Linked DNA regions of Homo sapiens: region 2 is linked to region 1. A link is a loop called in an ENCODE intact Hi-C map of the cell type or tissue named here. Cell type or tissue: mammary epithelial cell. All regions are shown on one strand. Each heading gives the region's core, and the rest is flanking DNA. Links, peaks and the distances in the headings are about the cores only. Region 1 has its middle 70 kb from the start of LINC01204. Region 2 overlaps LOC105373191 (a long non-coding RNA gene).

The links. Hi-C counts contacts between places; a loop is a spot of excess contacts. Peaks named below come from ENCODE experiments on the same cell type or tissue, not always from the same donor. Only the 100,000 strongest peaks of a DNase experiment are listed, where the experiment ranks them.
Region 2: a loop joins it to region 1, with 2.7 times the contacts of the local background. A loop is called at or near these places in 2 of 110 quality-filtered maps.

What each region holds. Positions count from the first base shown.
Region 1 is chrX:45,430,315-45,441,412 of GRCh38, reverse strand. No RefSeq gene overlaps it. Among named protein-coding and RNA genes, the nearest start is that of LINC01204, 70 kb to the left of the region's middle. In mammary epithelial cell, for the core only: no CTCF peak of the experiment used is centred there; a DNase peak (open chromatin) is centred at 7,012; H3K27ac peaks cover 1,745 bases.
Region 2 is chrX:45,330,595-45,341,692 of GRCh38, reverse strand. LOC105373191 (a long non-coding RNA gene) reads right to left here. Exons shown (of 3, transcript XR_002958824.2): 3 at 7,776-8,419. Among named protein-coding and RNA genes, the nearest start is that of DIPK2B, 140 kb to the right of the region's middle. In mammary epithelial cell, for the core only: no CTCF peak of the experiment used is centred there; no DNase peak of the experiment used is centred there.

The DNA of each region.
Region 1 (11,098 bases), core at 5,760-8,259:
CATTTGACAATATCTGGGGATATTTTTGGTTGTCCTAACTGTTGGTCAGGGGTGAGAGGCGTGATGCTACTGGTATCTAGTAGGTAGAAGCTAAGGATGATGCTCATAAACATCTTACAATACACAGGACAGTCCCTTGCAACAAAGAATGACTGGGCCCGGGCTGGGCGCGGTGGCTCACGCCTGTAATCCCAGCACTTTGGGAGGCTGAGGCAGCTGGATCACCTGAGGTCAGCAGTTCAAGACCAGCCTGACCAACATGGCAAAACCCCATCTCTGCTAAAAATACAAAATTAGCCGGGTTTGGTGGCGCATGCCTGTAATCCCAGCTACTTGGGAGGCTGAGGCAGGAGAATTGCTTGAACCTGGGAGATGGAGGTTGCAGTGAGCCAAGATGGTGCCACTGCACTCCAGCCTGGGTGACAGAGCAAGACTCTGTCAAAAAAAAAAAAAAAAAAAAAAAGAATTACTGAGCCCAAATGTCAATAGTGCCAAGTTTGAGAAACCCTGATCTGGATAGCTAGATGATAGCTAGCTAGCTAGCTAGCTAGATAGATAGATAGATAGAAAGAAATTAGGGCTATTGAAGTTGATATACACCCTGGCCTCCAATGATTTAGTTTTTCAAAGTTAAAAATTAAAAAAAAAAATGAACATCTCTACTGCTTCTTGCAGGGGAGGCCAGGTTTCTGGTTAAGGTGGTAAATATGGTTAAGAATAACTGCCCCTCTTGGAGTAACATGGATCATCTAGCAATCATTTCTCTGCTTGGTCAGTCTCTGGCTCTAATCTGCAGAGCCACACAGTGGTGGGAGTCTGCTCTTCCACTCTCCTGAAGTCTCCTTAGTCCTGATCACATCCCATAGGTTCCTCACACACCAGCACTGCAGGATAAAAGTCGATTTTGACTCCCCAGTGCAAGTCTTCCACTAGTTTCACACTCAGCATGGGAACACACCATTGGACAAGTCATCTGCCCTGTTCCTGAAAGGAATCGCCACTGAGGGCTCAACCTTTTTATGAGGGGGCACAACTGCAGTGTGGAAGGAAGAGGTGTTAATGCACCAATGTTAGAGGCAGAAAGGGTACATGACAAAAATGCTCTGGAAGACACAGGGCAGTAGTCAGAAAAGGGTGATGGTGGATTGAAAGCCAGAGACCCAGCTTTTTGGCAGACACCTAATGCTGGAGCGCCCTGCCTTTGCATGTCAATGACTGAGAAGCATGCAGGTCAGCCTCCTGACAACTTCCAAGCATGGCCAGTGCATAAGTATCTGCTTATGGATTAAAGCTGGAAACCCTCTGACCAAGAATAGCAGAGAAGGAAATGGAGGACCCCATAACTCCTCATGCAAAATTTTCTACCACCTCCCAGGACTCTACCTGAACTAGGTAATAAGAAGTAGAAGTTTGCTTTGCTGAGTTAAATGAGTCCTCACAATATCTTTTTCCTAGGCTTGCCTTCCATTGGCTTAATGAAAAGGAACCCTTCCAAAACCCCTTCTATGAGGATCTAGCTGTCTGTGTGTGGCAGACAGCTGATTGCTTCTTCCACTGGAGAAGAAATACATAAGCTCTGATAGGGTGCCACACTCTAGTAAAAATAATAGCTTTTCTCAAATGTAAGTAAAATCGATACTCAGGAAGAAGACCACCTTTTTTGAGCTTTACTTGCTCACTGGTACATAGTGCACCCCCTCACCTCACCCTCAAGGTAAAATCATTTCTGTCTGATGGCATCTAAGACTCACTAAAGGAGTTTTGTAGATTTATGCTAGTAATATTACATAAATGTCTACCACTCATCTAGGCAAATAAAAATTATTGTAATTATCTATACCTTTTTCTTTTTTATTTATGCTATTCCTTCAGACCTAGGAGATCCTTGTTGCTTGCATGTATCAAATGGCAGATAACCCCATAAAATTCAAGGCAGGCTTCACCATCATCATTCAATCATGCAACAGACCCTTTCAAAAAGCTCTTTATCATCAAGAATATTCCTACTTCTGATATTAGATGTGTTGTTGAAGCATTATCTTTCAGAGTCAACCTCCAGCCCAACTTCAAGCATGCCATATTTTACAGACAGCCTATGGCAGATTGGAATCCAAAGAATGGCTTTACATTGGGTCTGTTCTAGAATGGGGGACCTTCTCCATGACTGACTAGACCACAAGACAAGCTGTAGAAGTTGTACAATCATGGCACCGGGTTCTACTCTCACACTGAACTTTACTCAGTGAGGCTCTTGCCACATGAAATGTTTTGCTACTAAGGAAATATTTTGTTCCTTAAAGTTCTCAGAGAGAATTATTCTGAGGCAAAGACTCATATAATCATAAGATATAAGTACACTGATAATTTTCTTATGTCCGTGTTGATCCAAACAATAAAACTTAAAAATGTGTTTGAATATTTTTTTCCAGCAAGATTTAAGTAATTAGTATTTTGGAAACTATTCTTTGGCTAGTCTTTCAGAAAATAACTGACTGTTGTTAATTCTTTCTCTGACTTTTAACCACTGAGCCATTTGTTCAAGGTTGTTAGCTGAATGAATGTGAAATATTCCATTTGGAAAGGTCAAGGTTAAAACAGAATTCAGTCTCAGGTCTATTTGGCTCTAGTGTATAATTATCTGTTCCTATTTTTTCCTAATTCCTGCCAAAAGAAGCAAGAAAAAAGTGACATTCTGTTTATCTTAGTTATATTCAGAGAATGGTGAGTTAAGAATGTATCCAGTGTAGCTGACACCAAGCAGAGAATCACTCAGAACAAGGCCTGCCACACAGTAGGTGCTCTCACTATTTGATATTGAAATGACTTAGTGAAACCAAATTTGGTGACACACATGGCATCAGGGCCCCCAGCCCCAGAGTGTGCCGTCTGCTGCTTAGCCACTCTGTTCTCACACATGAGCTTATTTTTACATGCACACATTTTTAAAAAAATGTTTTCATCTATAATTTTAATATCCAGCCAAGTGTGCATAATGTTTAATGACATCCTATTAACAAAGAAACACTTTTAGATGATCCACAGGGAAGTAACAACTGCTGCTTTCCTCCCCAGCACCTGATACAAGGTTTCTTGGCAGGGGGTGAATTGGATGACAGCCCTTACTTACTTTCAATGTCCACAGACTGAGTTCCATGAGGCAAATGTCTTTTTCTGCAGCCTAATCCTCAAAACGATGGATGTGCTAGCTTTAAGTGTGGTTGAAACAAGGCATCACCATGGATGATGTGAACTGACAGGCCCTGTTCTGCCTAAAACCATCTCTACCTCTGATCTGTTGCTCGTGATCTGAAGACTCCTTATCAGAGGTTTTGCCTTTGTGTTAAACACTGCCCTCTCCCCTAGAACCAGTTTAATTTGCCGTGAGATAGAAGAACTCAGAGTCTGTAAGAGGAATGGATGTCTTGAGATAGGGAGAGGTCCCTGGAGGAAGGGTTAGAGGAGTGAGAAGTGTGGAGGTTATGATGCTGTTTTTAACTTGTTATCAATGAAATTTTAAAAGGTTAAGGTTGAAAAATAAAAGCTTTGCAGTAGATAGTCTCCAGCTTAATTCCCAGCTCCACTTCTTACTAGCTGTGTAACTTATGCCAGTCACTTAACATTCCTGATCCTGTTTCCTCATTTGTAAAATGGAGATTTATAATACTACCTGTACTCGTGACCTAGCTCTGCCATAACAAATTATTACAAACTTACTGGCTTAAAACTGTAGAAATTTATTCTCTCACATTTTTGAAGGACAGAAGTCCAAAATCAAGAAGTTGGCAGGATTGGTTTCTTCTGAAAGCTCTGAGGGAAAATCCATTCCACGCTTCACTCCTGGCTTCTGGTGGTTAATGGCAACCCTTGACTTTTCTTGGCTTGCAACAACATACTTTCAATCTCTGCTTCCATCTTCACATGACCTTATTTCTCTGTGTCTCAAATCTCTCTCCTTCCTCTTATTAAGACACCAGTCATTGGATTTAGAGCCCACCATAGTCCAGGATGATCTCATCTTGAAATCCTTTACTTAATTACATCTGCAAAGACCCTTTTTCCAAATAAAGTCATGTTCACTGGTACTGGGGGTTAGGAATTGGACTATCATTTTGGAGGGACACTATTCAACTCACTACACTACCATATATGGTTATTGTCAAGAGTCCGTGATGTAATATATTAAAGACCTTAGCATTATCTGAGTACACTAAGAACTAAATAAAAGATCACTATAATTGCAAATATGTAAATCTTCCTTACTTACAAGCTTATACGGGAATAAAGACTTATTCCAACAAAAGTACTGTGTTTTAAGTGTTTACATACCAACATTTTAGTATCTGTTCTCACAGTATTTGTTATATGGATGCATATTTGTTGATTTTGTACTGGATTCTAAGGTGTTTTACAAATATTATTAACTCTTTAATATCTGTTGAGTACAAAAGCTGAAAAAGTTAAAAGTGATAGTAAAGAGAATTGTAAGATTACTAAAGATCACTAAAACAGAGATTAAAAAGAAAGATGAGATTTATGGTCTGAACAAGATGGTAGAGACCTACCTCTATTCCTTTCTCCCTGCTAAGTATAACTATAAATCCTGAAACTAACTCAAGAGACAACCAGAGAAATGCTCTGAAAGGTGGAAGAGGGACTACAGGACTGGAGGAACATCATCGTGGCAGGGCATCTTATGAACTATCACCCAACAGAAGAAAGCCAAGAAGGACACACAGAGGTGGCACTTCCCCAATCTCTAACCTATTAAGAGAAAGGGCAGCTAATGTAAGCTCATTTGTCCCCCAGATGGAAGAGGAGTCCCAACAACAACATTATGCATACCTAGCAGGACCAGCAAGGGGAATCAATCAGAAGCCACACTGAAAATAAGCGACCATCCTGACCAGAAGTGACCATAAGCACTCTACAACCTCACTCACCCAGTGACACCACACCACTACTGGCATTGGCAAAGGGGATTATGACATAGCAAGTGCTAGCTGGGAAAGCATTCTCGTTTCCCACTGGCCTTGAGGCTCCTCTCTGCCCCTTAGAGATACCACGTATGTTGAGGGTTGTGTGGGGAAGTGGAGGGATTGACAAGTGAGATTATGCCACAATAAGTGTGTGGCCTGGGAGGCGCTCTCCATTTCCCACAGACAGTGAGGAAGACTGCCACGAGATGCACCCAGTCTGGGAAGCCTATTTGTTCTTGCTGGCTTAAGACTCATTGCTCCCACTCAGAGACACTCAGAGGAGCCCTACCACAATAAGCACCCAACTACAGAGGCACTCTTCATCCTCCACAGACAGGAGGAGGCTTCTATAACAAGCATCAGGAAATGCCATTCATCTCTGAAGCAAAGAGGCTCCCTTTCTTTACCTTCAAGCTCCAGGCAGCTTGGCCTGAGCAAGCTTCTTCAGCACTCTCAAACAACATAAGCAGGGATCAGTGGGACCCCAGTGGGAAGAGATGAACCAAACGGACAAAAATAGTGCCATAAAGGCTCTGAAATGATATTGTCATTGGAATCACAGCCCAAAAAGTAGGCCAGGACTTGCATGTTAAATCTAAACAGGGTGAGTGCCTGCTAAAATTAAAAAGTTAGGTGGAACCCAAAGTCTTCTAATGTAATAGCCAAAATGTCTGAGACACAATTGAAAGTCATTCTACATTAGGAAGCAGGAAAATCACAACTTGAATGAATGAAAAAAAAAAGACATTTAAATGATGTCAACAGTGAGATGAATCATATGTTCAAAATATGTGACAAGAGTCTTAAAGCAATAATCATACAAATGATTAAACAAGCAATTACAAGTTATTTGAAACAAATGAAAAATAAAGTCTCAGCAAAGAAACAAGTTATAAAAATAACTAAATGGAAATTAAGAGCTGAAAATTATTATAATAAGAGAAATAATTCACTGAATGGGCTCAATAGTACAGTGGAAATGACAAAAGATAACATCAATGAGATTGAGGGCATATTAATAGAATTTGCCCAATCTTAACAAGAGGGAAATTAACTGAAAAAATTTAACAAACCTTCAAGGACCTGTGGGACAATAACAATATATCCAGTTTTCATGTCATCAGAGCTCCAAAAGGAGAAGATAAAAGAGTGGAGCCAAAAGAGTATTTGAAGAAATAATGATTGAAAATTAACCAAATTAAGCAAAAGATAAACGCACAAATTCAAGAAACTGAGTAAATCCCAAGCACAACAAACAACAACAATCAAAGCTAAGAAATATCAGAATTAAACTTATGAATTAAAAACAAAGAAAAACTCTGGAAATCAATCAGAAAGAAGCAATACATTTCCTATAGAGAAACACCAATTCAAATGACAGCAGATTTCTGACAACATGGAGGGAAAAATGAAATGACACCTTTTTCAAGTACTGAAAAAGAAATTGTCAATCACAAAATCTATGTCTGGCAAAACTATCCTTCAGGAATGAAGGGGAAAAAAGATATTCTCAGACAAAGGAAGATTAAAGGGATCTGTCACTAGCAGACTTACCGTTAAAAAAGATATTCTCAGACAAAGGAAGATTAAAGGGATCTGTCACTAGCAGACTTACCGTTAAAAAAAAGGTAAAGAGGGGGAGGTGGGGCAAGGTGGCCAAATAGAAGCCGCCAGCCATAATCCCCCCAACAAGAATGCCAAATGAAACAACTATCTACACAATAAAAAGCACCTTCATAAGAACCAAAAATCAGGTGAATGATCACAGTACCTGGTTTTACCATTATATTAAGGAGAGAGGCACTAAAAAGGGTAGGAAAGACAATCTTGAATTGCCAATGCCACTCCTTCCCGATCCCCTAGCAGGAGCTCTGTAGCACAGAGAAAGAATCTGTGTACTTGGGGGAGGGAGAGCACAGTGATTGTGAGAATTTGCATTGCAATTCAATGCTGCCCTGTAACAGCAGAAAGCAAGAAGGGGCAGAACTCAACTTGCACACACAAAGAGAGCATATAGACCAGTCCTGGCCAGAGGCAAATTGCCCATTCCAGTGGTTGGAGCACAAGTTCTAGCAAGCCTCACCACCACAGGCTAAAGTGGTCTATAATCCCAAATACACTTGAAAGGCAGGTTAGGCCACAAGGACTGCAATTCTTAGGCAAGTTTTGATTCTGTCCTGTGCTGAGAGCCAGTGGACTTGGGGTGCATGTGACCTAGTGAGACACCAGCTAGGGTGGCCAAGGGAGTGCTTGTGCCACCCCTTCCCTAGCCCCAGGCAGTATGGCTCACAGCTCCAGGAGAGACTCCTTCCTGCCATTTGAGGAGAGGGGAGAGTAAAGAGGACTTTGCCTTGCGTCTGGGACACCAGCTCAGCACAGTAGTATAGGGCATCAGTCAGAGTTGTGAGGACCCCATTCCAGGCCCTAGGTCTCTAGACACACCTTGGGCCAGAAAGGAGTCTATTGACTTGAAGGGAAGGCTGTGAATAATCAGCAGTGTTAGCCAGGCACTACTTGCTGTGGGCCTTGGGTGAGACTCAGAGCCACGCTGGCATCAGGTGTGATCAAGCACATTCACAGCTGTGGTGGCTATGAGGGGAGACCCCTCCTGCTTGAGGAAAGGAGAGCGAAGAGTAAAGTAAACTTTGTCTTGCAGGTTGGGTAACAGCTCAGCTGCAGTGGGGTAGAGCACCAAGTGGGTTCGTGGAGTCCCTAGTTCCAGGTCTTGGCCCTGGACAGCATTTCTTCACCTGTCCTGGGCCATAGGGGAGACAACTGCTCTGAAGGGAGAGACCCAGGCTTGGCAGCACTCACCACAAGCTGACTGAAGAAGCCTTGGGCCTTGAGTGAACATTGGTGCTAATCAGGCAATACTTAACCATGGGTCTGGGGTGGTGGTGGCCATGGGGAGAGACCCCTCTGCTTGAGGAAAAGGGAGGAGAGAGTGGGACAAACTTTGTCTTGCAGGTTGGGTGCCAGCTCAACCACAGTAGAATAGAGCTCCAGGTAGATTCCTAAGGTTCCTGACTCTAGGCCCTGGTTCACAGATGGTGTCTCTGGACCCACCCAGAGCTGGAGAGAACTGGCAGCCCTGAAGGGAAGGACACAAGCCTGGCTGGATTTGCCACCTGCTGATTGTAAAGCCCTTGAGCCTTGCGTAAAATAGGAAGTAGCCAAACAATGGTCACTCTGGGACTTGGGTGAAACCCAGTGCTGTGCTGCCTTTGGGTCTAACCCAGCCCAGTCCCTGCTATCGTATCCACAAGAGTGCTTGTGTCACACCTCCCCCAGCTCCAGGCAGCTCAGTACAGAGAGGCTCCATTTGTTTGAAGGAAAGTAAGGGAAGAGAACAAGAGTCTCTGCCTGGTAATACAGGCACTACTCCCAGATCTTACCCAAGACCACCAAGGTTATACCTCTATGAGTCTGTGACAGCCACAGCATTACTGAACTTGAGGTGCCCCCTAATGCAGATGTGGCTGCAGTGACCAAAGACTTAGATCTCCAACACCCAAGTCCCTTCAAATACCTGGAAAGCCTTCCCAAGAGGGATGGGTAAAAACAAGCCCAGACTGCAAAGACAGGAATAAATACCCAACTCTTCAATACCCAGTCACTGATGGACACCCAAAAGCATGAAGACCCTCCAGGAAAACATGGCTTCATCAGCTCATCTAAATAAGGCACTAGTCACCAATCATGGAGAAACAAAGATATGTGACCTTTCAGAGAGAGAATTTAAAATAGCTGCTTTGAAGAAGCTAAATGAAATCAAAGATAACACAGAGAAGGTATTCAGAATCTTGTGAGATAAATTTAACAAAGAGATTGAAATTATTAAAAAGACTGAAGTAGAAATTCTGGAGCTGAAATTGGCAATTGACATCCTGAAGAATGCATCAGAGTCTCTCAACAGCAGAATTCATCGAGCAGAAGAAAGAATTAGCGAACCTGAAGACAGGCTATTTGAAAATACAGTCAGAGGAGACAAAAGAAAAAGGAATAAAAAAGAATGCAGCATGCCTATGAGATCTAGAAAATAGTCTCAAAAGGGCAAATCTAAGAGTTATTGGCCTTAAAGAGGAGGTAGAGAGAGAGAGATGGGGCAGAAAGTTTATTCAAAAAGATAATAATGGAGAACTTCCCAAACCTAGAGAATAATATCAATATCCAAGTAGAAGAAGGTTGTAGAGCAGATTTAACTCAAAAAAGACTACCTTAAGACATTGACTGAAAGGTCAGGATAAAGAATCGATTTTAAAAGGATCAAGAGAAAAGAAACAAATAACATATAATGGAGCTTCAATACATCTGGCAGCAGATTTCTCAGTGGAAACCTTACAGGCCAAAAGAGAGTGGCATGACATACTTAAAGTGCTGGAGGAAAAAACTTTTATTCTAGAAAAGTATATCTGGGAAAATATCCTTCAAACATGAAGGAGAAATAAAGACTTTCTCAGACAAATGAAAGATAGGGGATTTCATCAATACCAGACTTGTCCTACAAGAAATGCTCGAGGGAGCTATTCAATCTAAAAGAAGAGGACATTAATGTGCAATAAGAAATCATCTGAAGGCTCACACCTGTAATCCCAGCACTTTGGGAGGCTGAGGTGGGTGGATCATGAGGTCAGGAGTTCAAGACCAGCCTGGCCAACATGGTGAAACCCCGTCTTTACTAAAAATACAAAAATTAGCCAGGCGTGGTGGCAGGCGCCTGTAATCCCAGCTACTCAGGAGGCTGAGGCAGACAATTGCTTGAACCCGGGAGGCGGAGGTTGCAGTGAGCCGAGATCTCACCACTGCACTCCAACCTGGGTGACAGAGCAGGACTCCGTCTCAGAAAAAAAAAAGAAATAACACCACACATTTACAACCATCTGATCTTTGACAAACCTGAAAAAAACAAGAAATGGGGAAAGGATTCCCTATTTAATAAATGGTGCTGGGAAAACTGGCTAGCCATATGTAGAAAGCTGAAACTGGATCCCTTCCTTACACCTTATACAAAAATTAATTCAAGAAGGATTAAAGACCTAAATGTTAGACCTAAAACCATAAAAACTCTAGAGAAAAACCTAGGCAATACCATTCAGTACCTAGGCATGGGCAAGGACTTCATGACTAAAACACCAAAAGCAACGGCAACAAAAGCCAAAATAGACAAATGGGATCTAATTAAACTAAAGAGCTTCTGCACAGCAAAAGAAACTACCATCAGAGTGAACAAGCAACCTACAGAATGGGAGACAATTTTTGCAATCTAGCCACCTGACAAAGGGGTAATATCCAGAATCTACAAAGAACTTATACAAATTTACAAGAAAACAACAACCCCATCAAAAAATGGGCAAAGGATATGAACAGACACTTCTCAAAAGAAGACATGCATGCAGCCAACAGACACATGAAAAAATGCTCATCATCACTGGTCATCAGAGAAATGCAAATCAAAACCACAATGAGATACCATCTCATGCAAGTTAGAATGGTGATCATTAAAAAGTCAGGAAACAACAGATGTTGGAGAGGATGTGGAGAAATAGGAACGCTTTTACACTGTTGGTGAGAGTGTAAATTAGTTCAACCATTGTAGAAGACAGTGTGGCGATTCCTCAAGGATCTAGAACTAGAAATACCATTTGACCCAGTGATCCCATTACTGGGTATATACCCAACAGATTATAAATGCTACTGTAAGGACATGCACACATATGTTTATTGAGGCACAATTTACAATAGTGAAGACTTGGAACCAGCTCAAATGTCCATCAATGATAGACTAAGATTAAGAAAATTTGGCACATATACACCATGGAATACTATGCAACCATAAAAAAGGATGAGTTCATGTCCTTTGCAGGGAAATGGATGAAGCTGGAAACCATCTTTCTCAGCAAACTATCACAAGGACAGAAAACCAAACACCACATGTTCTCACTGTTAGGTGGTAATGGAACAATGAGAATACTTGGACACAGGGCGGGGAACATCACACACTGGGGCCTGTTGGGGGCTGGGGGGCTGGGGGAGGGATAGCATTAGGAGAAATACCTAATGTAAATGATGAGTTGATGGGTACAGCAAACCAACATGGCACATGTATACCCATGTAACAAACC
Region 2 (11,098 bases), core at 3,242-5,741, 97 kb after region 1:
TTGTTGTACAGATTATTTCATCACCTAAGTATTAAGCATATGAGGATTTTTCCTGATCCTCTCCCTCTTCCCATCCTCCACTTTCTGATAGGTTCCAATGTCTATTGTTCCTCTCTAGGTTTCTATGTGTTTTCATCATTCAGCTCCCACTTATAAGCAAGAGCATGCAATATTTGATTTTCTGTTTCTGTGTTAGTTTGCTGAGGATAGTGGTCTCCAGCTCCATTCATGTTCGTGTGAAGAACATGATCTCATTCTTTATGGCTGCATAGTATTCCATGGTGCATATGTGCCACATTTTCTTTACTCAGTCTACCATGGATGGGTGTTTAGGTTGATTCCATGTCTCTGCTATTGTGAATAGTGCTGCAATAAACATGTGAGCCTGTGTCTTTATGAGAGAGCAATTTGTATGCCTTTGGGTGCATACCCAGTAATGGGATTGCTGAGTTGAATGGTAGTTCTGTTTTTAGGCCTTCAAGGAATCACTACACTGTTTTCCACAATGGTTGAACTAATTTACACTTCCACCAACAGTGTTTAAGCACTCCCTTTTCTCCAAGATCTTGCCAGCATCTGTTATTTTTTGACTATTTAATAATAGCCATTCTGACTGGTGTGAGATGCTGTCTCATTGTGGTCTTGATTTGCATTTCTCTAATGATCAGTAATGTTGAGCTTTTTTCCATATGCTTGTTTTGGCCACATGTATGTCTTTTCAAAATTGTCTGTTCATCTCCTTTGCCCACTTTTTAATGGGGTTGTTTGTTTTCTTCTTGTAAATTTAAGTTCCTTATAGATGCTGGATATCAGACCTTTGTCAGATGCATAGCTTGCAAAAATTTTCTCCCATTCTGTAGGTTGTCTGTTTACTCTGTTAATTGTTTCTTTTGCTGTGCAGAAGCTCTTAAGTTTAATTAGATCCTATTTCTCAATTTTTCCTTTTGTTGCAATTGCTTTTGGCATCTTTGTCATGAAATCTTTGCCTGTTCCTATGTCCACAATGGTATTGCCTAGGTTGTCTTCTGGGGTTTTTATACTTTTGGGTGTTACGTGTAAGTTGTTAATCCATCTTGAGTTGATTTTTGCATATGGTGTAAGGAAGGGGTCCAGTTTCAATCTTTTGCATATGGCTAGGCACTTACACCAGCACCATTTATTGAATAGGGAATCCTTTCCCCATTACTTGTTTTTGTCCACTTTGTCAAAGGTCAGATGGTTGTAGATGTTGCGCAGCCTTATTTCTGGGCTCTCTATTCTGTTTCACTGCTCTGTCTGTTTTTGTACCAGTACCATACTCTTTCAGTTACTGTAACCCTGTGGTATTTGATGTTGGGTAGCGTAACACCTCCAGCTTTGTGTTTTTTTTTTCTTTTGCTTAGGATTGCCTTGGCTATTTGGGCTCTTTTTTGTTGTCATTCCATATATTTTTTCTAGTTCAGTGAAGAATGTTATTGGTAGTTTGATAGAAATAGCATTGAATCTATAAATTGCTTTGGGCAGTATGGCCATTTTAACAACATTGATTTTTGTGTGTTTTTTTGTTGTTGTTTGTTTGTTTTGTTTTGAGATGGAGTCTCACTCTCTCCCAGGTTGGAGTTCAATGGCGCAATCTCAGCTCACTGCAACCTCCGCCTCCCAGGTTCAAGCAATTCTCGTGCCTCAGCCTCCCAAGTAGCTGAGATTACAGACGTGTGCTACCATGCCCGGCTAATTTTTGTATTTTTAGTAGTGACGGGGTTTCACCATGTTGGCCAGGCTGGTATCGAACTCCCGACCTCAGGTGATCCACCCACCTTGGCCTCCCAAAGTGCTGGGATTACAGGCATGAGCCACTATGCCCAGCCCAATGTTGATGTTTCCTATCCATGAGCATGGAATGTTTTTTCATTTGTTTGTGTCATCTCTGATTTATTTCAGCAGTATTTTATTGTTCTCCTTGTAGAGATCTTTCGCTTCCCTGGTTAGCTGTATTCTTAGGCATTTTATTCTGTTTTCGGCAATTGAGAATTTTGTGAATGAGATTTCATTCCTGATTTGGCTCTCAGCTTGACTGCTGTTGGTGTATAGAAATGCTAGTGATTTTTGCACATTGATTTTGTATCCTAAGACTTTGCTGAAGTTATCAGTTTAAGGAACTTTGGAGCCAAAACAATGGGATTTCTTAGATACAGGATCATGTTGTCTGGAAACAGGGATAGTTTGACTTCCTCTCTTCCTATTTGGATGCCCTTTATTTCTTTCTCTTGGCTGATTGCTCTGGCCAGGACTTCCAATACTGTGTTGAATAGAGGTGGTGAGAGAGGGCATCCTTGTCTTGTGCAGGTTTCCAAAAGGAATGCTTCCAGCCTTCGCCCATTCAGTATGATGTTGGCTGTGGGTTTGTCATATGTGGGCTCTTATTATGTTGAGGTATGTTTCTTCAATACCTTGTTTATTGAGAGTTTTTCACATGAGGGGGCGTTGAACTTTTTCAAAAGCATTTTCTGTATCTATTGAGATAATCATGTGGTTTTTGTCTTTAATTGTGTTTATGTGATGAATTACATTTATTGATTTGTGTACATTAAACTAACCTTGCATCCCAAGGATAAAGCCTAATTGTTCATGGTGGATAAGCTTTTTGATGTGCTGCTGAATTCAGTTTGCCAGTATTTTGTTGAGGATTTTTGCATTGATGTTCATCAAGGAAATTGGCCTGATGTTTTCTTTTTCCATTGTGTCTCTGCCAGATTTTTGTAGTCAAATGATCCTGGCCTCAAAGAATGAATTAGAAAGGAGTCCCTCCTTCTCAGTCTTTTGGAATAGTTTCAGTAGAAATGGTACCAACTCTTCTTTGTACCTCTGGTAAAATTCAGCTGTCCTGGGCTGAATTGTCTGGCCCTGGGCTTTGATAGGCTATTTATTACTGATTCAATTTTGCAGCTTGTTATTGGTCTGTTCAGGGATTCAATTTCTTCCTGATTCAATCTTGGGAGGGTATATGTATTCAGGAATTTATTTATTTTTATTTATTTTTTATGTCTCATGGTTTTTGATGTGAGCCTTTAGTGCTATAAATTTCCCTCTTAACACTGACTTGGCTGTGTCCCAGAGATTCTGGTATGTTGTATCTTAGTTTTCATTAGTTTCAAATGACTTCTTGATTTCCACCTTGATTTCATTATTTACCCCAAAGTCATTCAGGAGCAGGTTATTCAATTTCCATGCAATTGTCTGGTTTTGAGCAATTCTTTATATTTAATTTCTAATTTTATTGTGTCGTGGTCCAAGTGGTTGGTATGATTTCAGTTCTTCTGCATGTGCTAAGGGTTGTTTTATGCCCAATTGTGTGGTCAATTTTAGAGTTACATGCCATGTGGATTGAGCAGAATGTATATTCTGTTGTTTCGGGGTGGAGGGTTCTGTAGATGTGTATCAGGTCCATTTGATCCAGTGCTGAGTTCAGGTCCTGAATACCTTTGTTAATTTTCTGCCTCAATGATCTGTCTTTCAGTGGGGTGTTGAAGACTCCCACTATTATTGTGTAGGAGTCTAAGTCTCTTTGAAGGTCTTTGAGAACTTGCTTTATGTATCTGGGTGCCCCTGTGTTGAGTGCATATATATTTATGATAGTTATATCTCCATGTTGCATTGAACCCTTTACCTTTATGTAATAACTTTCTTTGTCTTTTTTTAAAATCTTTGTTGATTTAAAGTCTTTTTTTGTCTGAAATTAGGATTGCAACCCCTGCTTCTGTTTTCCACTTGCTTGGTAGATTATTCTCCATCCCTTTATTTGGAGCCCATGGGTGTCATTGTATGTGAGATGGGTGTCTTGAAGGCAGCATACCAGTGGGTATTGGTTCTTTATCCAGCTTTCCACTCTGCCTTTTTATTGGGGCATTTAGCCCATTTACATTCAAGGTTAGTATTATTGATATGTGTGGATTTGACCCTGTCATCATGATGTTTGCTGGTTATTATGCAGACTTGTTTGTGTGGTTGATTTATAGTGTCACTGGTCTGGGTACTTCAGTGTGTTTTTTTAGTGGCTGGTAATGATCTTTCCTTTCCATATTTAGTGCTCCATCCAAATAGGAAAGAAAGAAGTCAAATTGTTCCTGATTGCAAATGACTTGATTTTGTATATAGAAAACCACCAAAAAACTGTTAGAACTAATAACTGAGTTCAGTAAAGTTAAAGGATGCAAAGTCAAAGTATAAAATTCAGTAGCATTTTTATACACCAATAACAAAGTATCTAAAAATGATATCAAGAAAGTAATTCCATTTATAATAGTTACAAAAAATAAAATATCTAGAAATAAATTTAACCAAGGAAGTGAAAGATCTCTACAATGAAAACTGTAAAACATTGATGGAAGGAACTGAAGAAGACACACACAAAATGGAAAGATATCTTGCTCATAGATTGGAAGAATTAATATTGTTAAAATGTGCATAGTAGTAAAGATATTTTTATTGGAAAGATATTGAGTAGTTCACAGAATCCACAAAAAAAGGCTGGAGAGCCCAGTTTGAAGAGTGAACAAAATCAAGTGGGGTGAGGGATTCAGCAGCCAGAAAGTGCCAAGTGAATGGCAGGAAAGATCTGGTTAATATGCCTCTCCTACTGCTCTGCTGCTGAGCATCATATTCCTACCACTATCTTCCTCCAAGAATGAAGTATAAACAACTGCCACTCACAGGTGGTATCTGAAATGTTACTATGTAACCAGCACAGAAATTGAAAATAAACATTTAGAAATTTTATAGTACTTTGACAGAGTAATTTTCTCTCTTGAGAACCCAATTGTATAAAATTGGGGTTTTTAGTTTTAGGACATTTTAATGTGTTATTTTTCTAATGATTTGTTTTTTATTGCCTATTATAAAAGTATATGTCTTCAGAAGATTGGAAATTTTTTAATCCTAGTCCTTCAGCACAGACAGTTTGTGAAACCCTGTCTAAGCTGTCATGGCTTCCACTTGTTACTGACTTCAGAGGTGAAGTCCCAGTTAGGAACACTTGAGTCTTGGGCCTGTATGGTATCTGCCACATAGAGTTTGAAAATCTATTGTTTTCTATGTCTGTGCATCTATGCTGGAGCAGATATCTACCTCTCTCAGAAGCTTCTCAAAGGTGGGCTCCCCAGATGTAGAAAGGGGTGTAGATGTGAACCAGCCAAAATTGTGACAGAGACCAAGATGAGGATTTCAAATTGTCCATAGTTTTTAGGAATATGATGGTTACTGGCAACTTTAACAAGAGAAGTTTCACTGGAATAGTTTTAAATGTGGATAGGAAGTATTCAGGAATGAATTTGAACATAAAGGACTGTACAATCGGCCCTCCATATCCATGGTTTCCACATCCATGGATTTAGCCAACTGTGGGTCAGAAAATACTTGAAAAAAAAGGATGGTTGCATCTGTAATGAACATGTACAATCTTTTCTTCTTGTCATTACTCTCTAAACAATACAGTATAACAATTATTATATAGAATTTATATTGTATTAGGTATAATATATAATCTAGAGATGATTTGGGGTATACTGGAGGATGTGCATAGATTATATGCAAATAGTATATCATTTTATATAAGGGACTTGAGCCTCCATGAATTTTAGCATTCTCCCATAGATACTGAGGGACAAGTGTTTTCAAGATGGTGACACATCTTGAACTGTGTTCAAGATGGTGTCATGAAACATATGGCACACTTAAATTAGGTAAATGAGAAGAGTTTAATAAACAGAATATTTACAAAGTTGTCGGCAAGGGATAGGAAAATCAACAAAGGATGTTGATGCAGCCCATGCTTAGCAACAACAAGAGAAACATTACTACCATTAGGCTCTAGGGGGTAAGGGGGGAACAGTTATCATTAATTACAGAGACTAGCTATAGGAAAGGGCTGCCTAATAGGTGATGTCAACTTCAGTTGAGAAAGTCAGCCAAAACACGAAAGACCATAAGATCCCCCTTAATATCTTGTTAGGGCCTCCCCTTGGTCTAATCCAACTCAAAGGCAGAGGGCCAGAAGGACCATTGACATAGTCTATTAAGATCAGCCCTTCCTGGGTATGGAGCACAGTGGAGAAGGATAGAGAATTGCTTTGGGACAAAGAGAAGATATCCAGCATGGAGAGAGATATCTTTGGATCATATTAAGTTTCTGGGAAAGTGAGAAGGGAGCTGATGCAGAAAGAAGTGGAGAGATTGTCCTTTCATTGAAAGAGAACTACCCTTCCCGCAACCATGGTAATAAGTGAGAAGGGGGAGGATTTAATGTGTTGCCGGTGAGCTTGTAAATATGACAGGAAGTTGATGGGATGGCTTCTATTTTCTCTGCAAAGTGCAAACTGTCATCTGTTAAAATAAAGGAGGTGAAGAACAGCAGAGATCTGAGAAGAGAGTTGAGAATGCATGAATTATTGAAAAGAACTGGAGGACAAATTGACCAGAGAAATAAAGTCAGTTGGCCAGTCACCCTCAAAGCCCAGATGAGCTTAGTCAACTTTAATTTAAAGTGAACACACATCCAATTAGTTGTATGATTTTAATGTATAAAAATATTATATTTTCCTAAAATATAATATTTTAAGAAATATTATATTTTAAAATTTAATATATTTATATTATATTTTGAAATATTATATTTTAAAACATAATATATTTATATTTTATTATATTTTGAAATATAATATATTTATATTTTATTATATTTTGAAATATATATTAAAATATAATATATTTATATTATATTATATTTTAAAATATTATATTTTAAAATATAATATATTTATATTATCTTATATTTTAAAATATATTTATATTATATTATATTTTGAAATATATTTTAAAATATAATATATTTATATTATATTATATTTTAAAATATAATATATTTATATTATATTATATTTTAAAATATAATATATTTATATTATATTTTAAAATATAATATATTTATATTATATTTATATATTAATATATATAAATATATATATTATAATATAATATAATTATATTATATTATATATAATATATAATATATATAATATAATATAATTATATATAATATAATATAAATATATTATATTATAAATATAAATATATTTATAATATATTTATATTATATTTTAAAATATAATATATTTATATTAATTATATTATATTTTAAAATATAATATTTTTAAATGCTTACAAATATCATTTTTAAAATACTTGCAACAATGTACATGGCAGATATTATCATCCATGTCTCACAAATAAGAACATCGCATTTAGAGACATTAAGTGATTTACCAAAGTTTACCCAGTTAATCAATGGTATGGTAGGATTTGATTCAACTGTTTCTACATGATGTTAGAATCACCTCACTCAGTAAATACTAGTATGAATGACTGCAAATTAGTTTTCTGACAAAGTACAAGCAAGAAAAGAAAACAGATAGAACCTTATAGTCAGAGAAGTTCAGAAAAACAGAAAGCAAGTATGCAAGAAGGAATGACAGACAAGGTAGATTCTGATCAAATAGCATACCCAGGGCAATGCTATTTCTTGCTCAATAGTACTCTGGGTCATCAAGTCAAATATAAAGCCATTCACGTGAATTTTTGATATCACACACACTTAAGTACACACAGAAGGAAACCTAGTTAGAAGATAGCACAGTGTCGCTGAGGGCATACGTATTTTTATGTGATTTGTGTTGCCTGGTTATGTAGGATGATTGTATAATTTCCAAACTGAAACATTTTGAAATGAAAACAATAAAGTTACATACTTTTAAAAGATATTTATTGATCAGAAAATTGGACTAATTGCATTGAAAATACTTAAAAATTATATATTCAAACTATTTTCAAATATGAAATTCTTTTAAAAATAACATTTCATGTAACAAACTTTTCAAAATGGTTTTCCAAAATTAAAATTACATAAGCAGAATAATTATTCTTGGTATATATTCATAAACTTTAATCTGTTTATCAGCTATATTTATTTCTAATACCATGTTACTGACATTTCTCTGTAGAACTTAATAAAATTGCCTGCAATATTTTTCAAAGTTGCAGTTTGTAGTTAATATATTTGAAATTTCTCATCACTTTAATTGATTCTTTTCTGAAGACTATAGTATTTTTAATTGAGAAAATATTCTCTTTAGGCTGGGTGCAGTGGCTCACACCTGTAATCCCAGCACTTCGGGAGGCCGAGGTGGGCAGATCACCTGAGGTCAGGAGTTTGAGACGAGCCTGGCCAACATGGAGAAACCCCGTCTCTATTAAAAATACAAAAATTAGCCAGGCATGATGGTGCGCACTTGTAATCCCAGCTGCTCAGGAGAAGGCTGAAGCAGAAGAATCGCTTGAACCCGGGAGGTGGAGGTTGTAGTGAGCCGAGATCACGCCGCTGCACTCCAGCCTGGGCAACAAAAAAAAAAAAAAAAAAAAAAAAGAAAATATTCTTTTTAGGTGGGCACAAACATTACAATAAGATAGAAAAGATAAATTCCATTCCATGTTTGATAGCAGAGTAGGATGACTATATTCAAAAAAAATGTATTGTGCTCAGGCAATGGATACCCTAAATATCCTGACTTGATCACTACACATTATATACTTGTAAAAAATTTTCATGTACCCCGTAAATGTGTACAAATACCAAAAAAGATTTAATTTGGGAACAAAAAGAAAAATATTCTCTTTACAGATGCTAAGGTATCTGGTCAATTTCAAGCAAATTCTGCTAATTAGAGAATATTCTCAATTCTAATTATTTAAATATTTTGGAATAAACATTTTGAAGGGTACTGTCTTTTTGCTTCCATTTTGGGTCCTTCAACAAATATTTTTACATGATAAAACTCATTAGCTGGGCATGGTGGTGCATGCCTGTAGTTTCAGCTACTAGGGAAGCTGGAGTTGGAGGATCATTAGAGGTTAGGAGTTCGAGGTTGTAGTGTGCTACTTGTGCACCGGTGAATAGCCACTGCACTCCAGCCTGGGCAACATAGCAAGACCCTGTCTCTAAAAGTAATTCCCTGTGTTTATGTTTTTTCTGAATGGTTCACCATATTTAAATGCTACAAAATCAAAGCCTTCTTAAGCTTATTCCATTCCAGTACAAACTATAAACTCTCTAGTTAAAAATAAGATGCATCGAGTTAAGATATCACAAAGTGCAGTTATAAAATGTCAAAATTAAACCTTGTACACAGTTTGGGCTCTCATCATGTAATCTGTTAAATGATACATTTCAATGTCTTCTTATATACAAGCTTTGTTTCCATAATTACAATTTGCTAAGAGCTTCAAAAGCTGAAAATTTTGGTACTTCATTCCTTGAGTACTTTAATTAAAGATTTCCAAATGATTTTAAACAAAATGCAACCTAAATTTAAAGGACCTGTTTACAATAATATTCAATACTCTCTAGAACACTTGAGTTAATTAACAAAGTACTTCTGTAAAGGCTCAAACATTTTAAAAATCTGAGTGATGACTGGAAACAAAAAGAGGATCACGTACTGCCATGCTAAAATTTTCTGTTCTATGCTCCACATCACATTTATCATAAAACTTTGCAATTCAATTATTCTAAATGTATATATGTATATACATTTGTAAATGTTGAAAACTATTGCTTCTATTTCAATTCATAGATTGTCACAGTGTAGATGAAATGATGAATTATATGTGCCCCACAACCAATTCCAAATACAGTTTTGCCTTATAGGTTTCTTAATTTAGTAAGAACATTGCTTTTACTAAGATAATTATATTCCATCTCAATTTGTATTTGGATTATCACAAAAAAATTATCTTCAATATTAGATTTTTAACTGAATTTACAAATCAGTATTACCATTAAATCCATATGTTTCACCTCTAACAAAATGAACTTCCCAAAATCATACTTTGCATAAATTGGATGAAAAAATTAAGTCATTACTGAAATTAACCAATTTTCTGTTTGAAGCATCTGATGTCGCTAATATCAGACTGGCATCATTTAACTGTTTGCAAAGATCTTTTTCTGCTAATGGAGTCAACCCTTTACCACCTATCACTTCACTCTTTGTGTATGCACAGGAAAACATGGAATTGAAAATGAATAGAATTAATTTGGAGGACCCATCATTTGATCTAATTGAAAAGCCATGCTTCACAGAATGCTATGTAAATCACCTTCTGCAGCTAACTTTTGAAATAGATGCTCCTGTTTTGTAAGCAGGTTTGAGTCTTCTGGTTTTCACATGGTCAGTGATATTACTAAGGCTTCCAGTTGGATGGTAAATGTTAACAAACATTTTGTTCAGTTTACACAATCACCATCTTTACTTTTGAGAAATAGAAATTTAGTACTTAATTATTTACAGAACATGTGTTCTTTTACCCATTGCTATTGAAATTCATTGCTATGGAGAGGGTACATTTGCAAAACACCGAGGTATAACCAAACAAAACAAGTAGATAGTTGTAGACTTATGCCTTAACATAAATAATAAAACAAATGCAGCAGGAGTGTTTACTTGGTTTTCTCTGTGCTCTGCAGTAGGACTATTAAGCTTCCATTTGTCACGTGCATCTCTCTTATAGCTAACCCAAAGTTTCTCACATTTCCTGATTCTTTAAACTATTAACCTGGCAGCTTTATGCATCTTGCTGGCTATGGCATGTGCCACAGCAGAAGTAACTGGTACACTAACTGACCAGCAGATGCAAAAGCGTCAAATATACCACGCAAGGCCAGGAGTTAGCAATCTCTAACTAATGGAGTCCAAGAGAACTTTGTTCTTCAAACAAGATCCTTGCAGGCTGTCCTTGTAACAGAAATGTTCATTACATTGCATCTGGATAGCGTTGTCATATTTCACATTTAACCATGTGTTATAGAGAGAACTCTGTACCCTGCCCATACATCTTACACACTACTACATGAAAATTACATTCTTTGAAATCTACTTTACCTGATATTAATATAGCCACTCCTGCTTTTGTTGTTTTTGTCATTTTTGTTAATATTTGCATGGTACATCTTCTTCCATCCTTTTACTTTCAACCTATGCTATTGTATTTAAAATGAGGTTCTTGTAGAGAG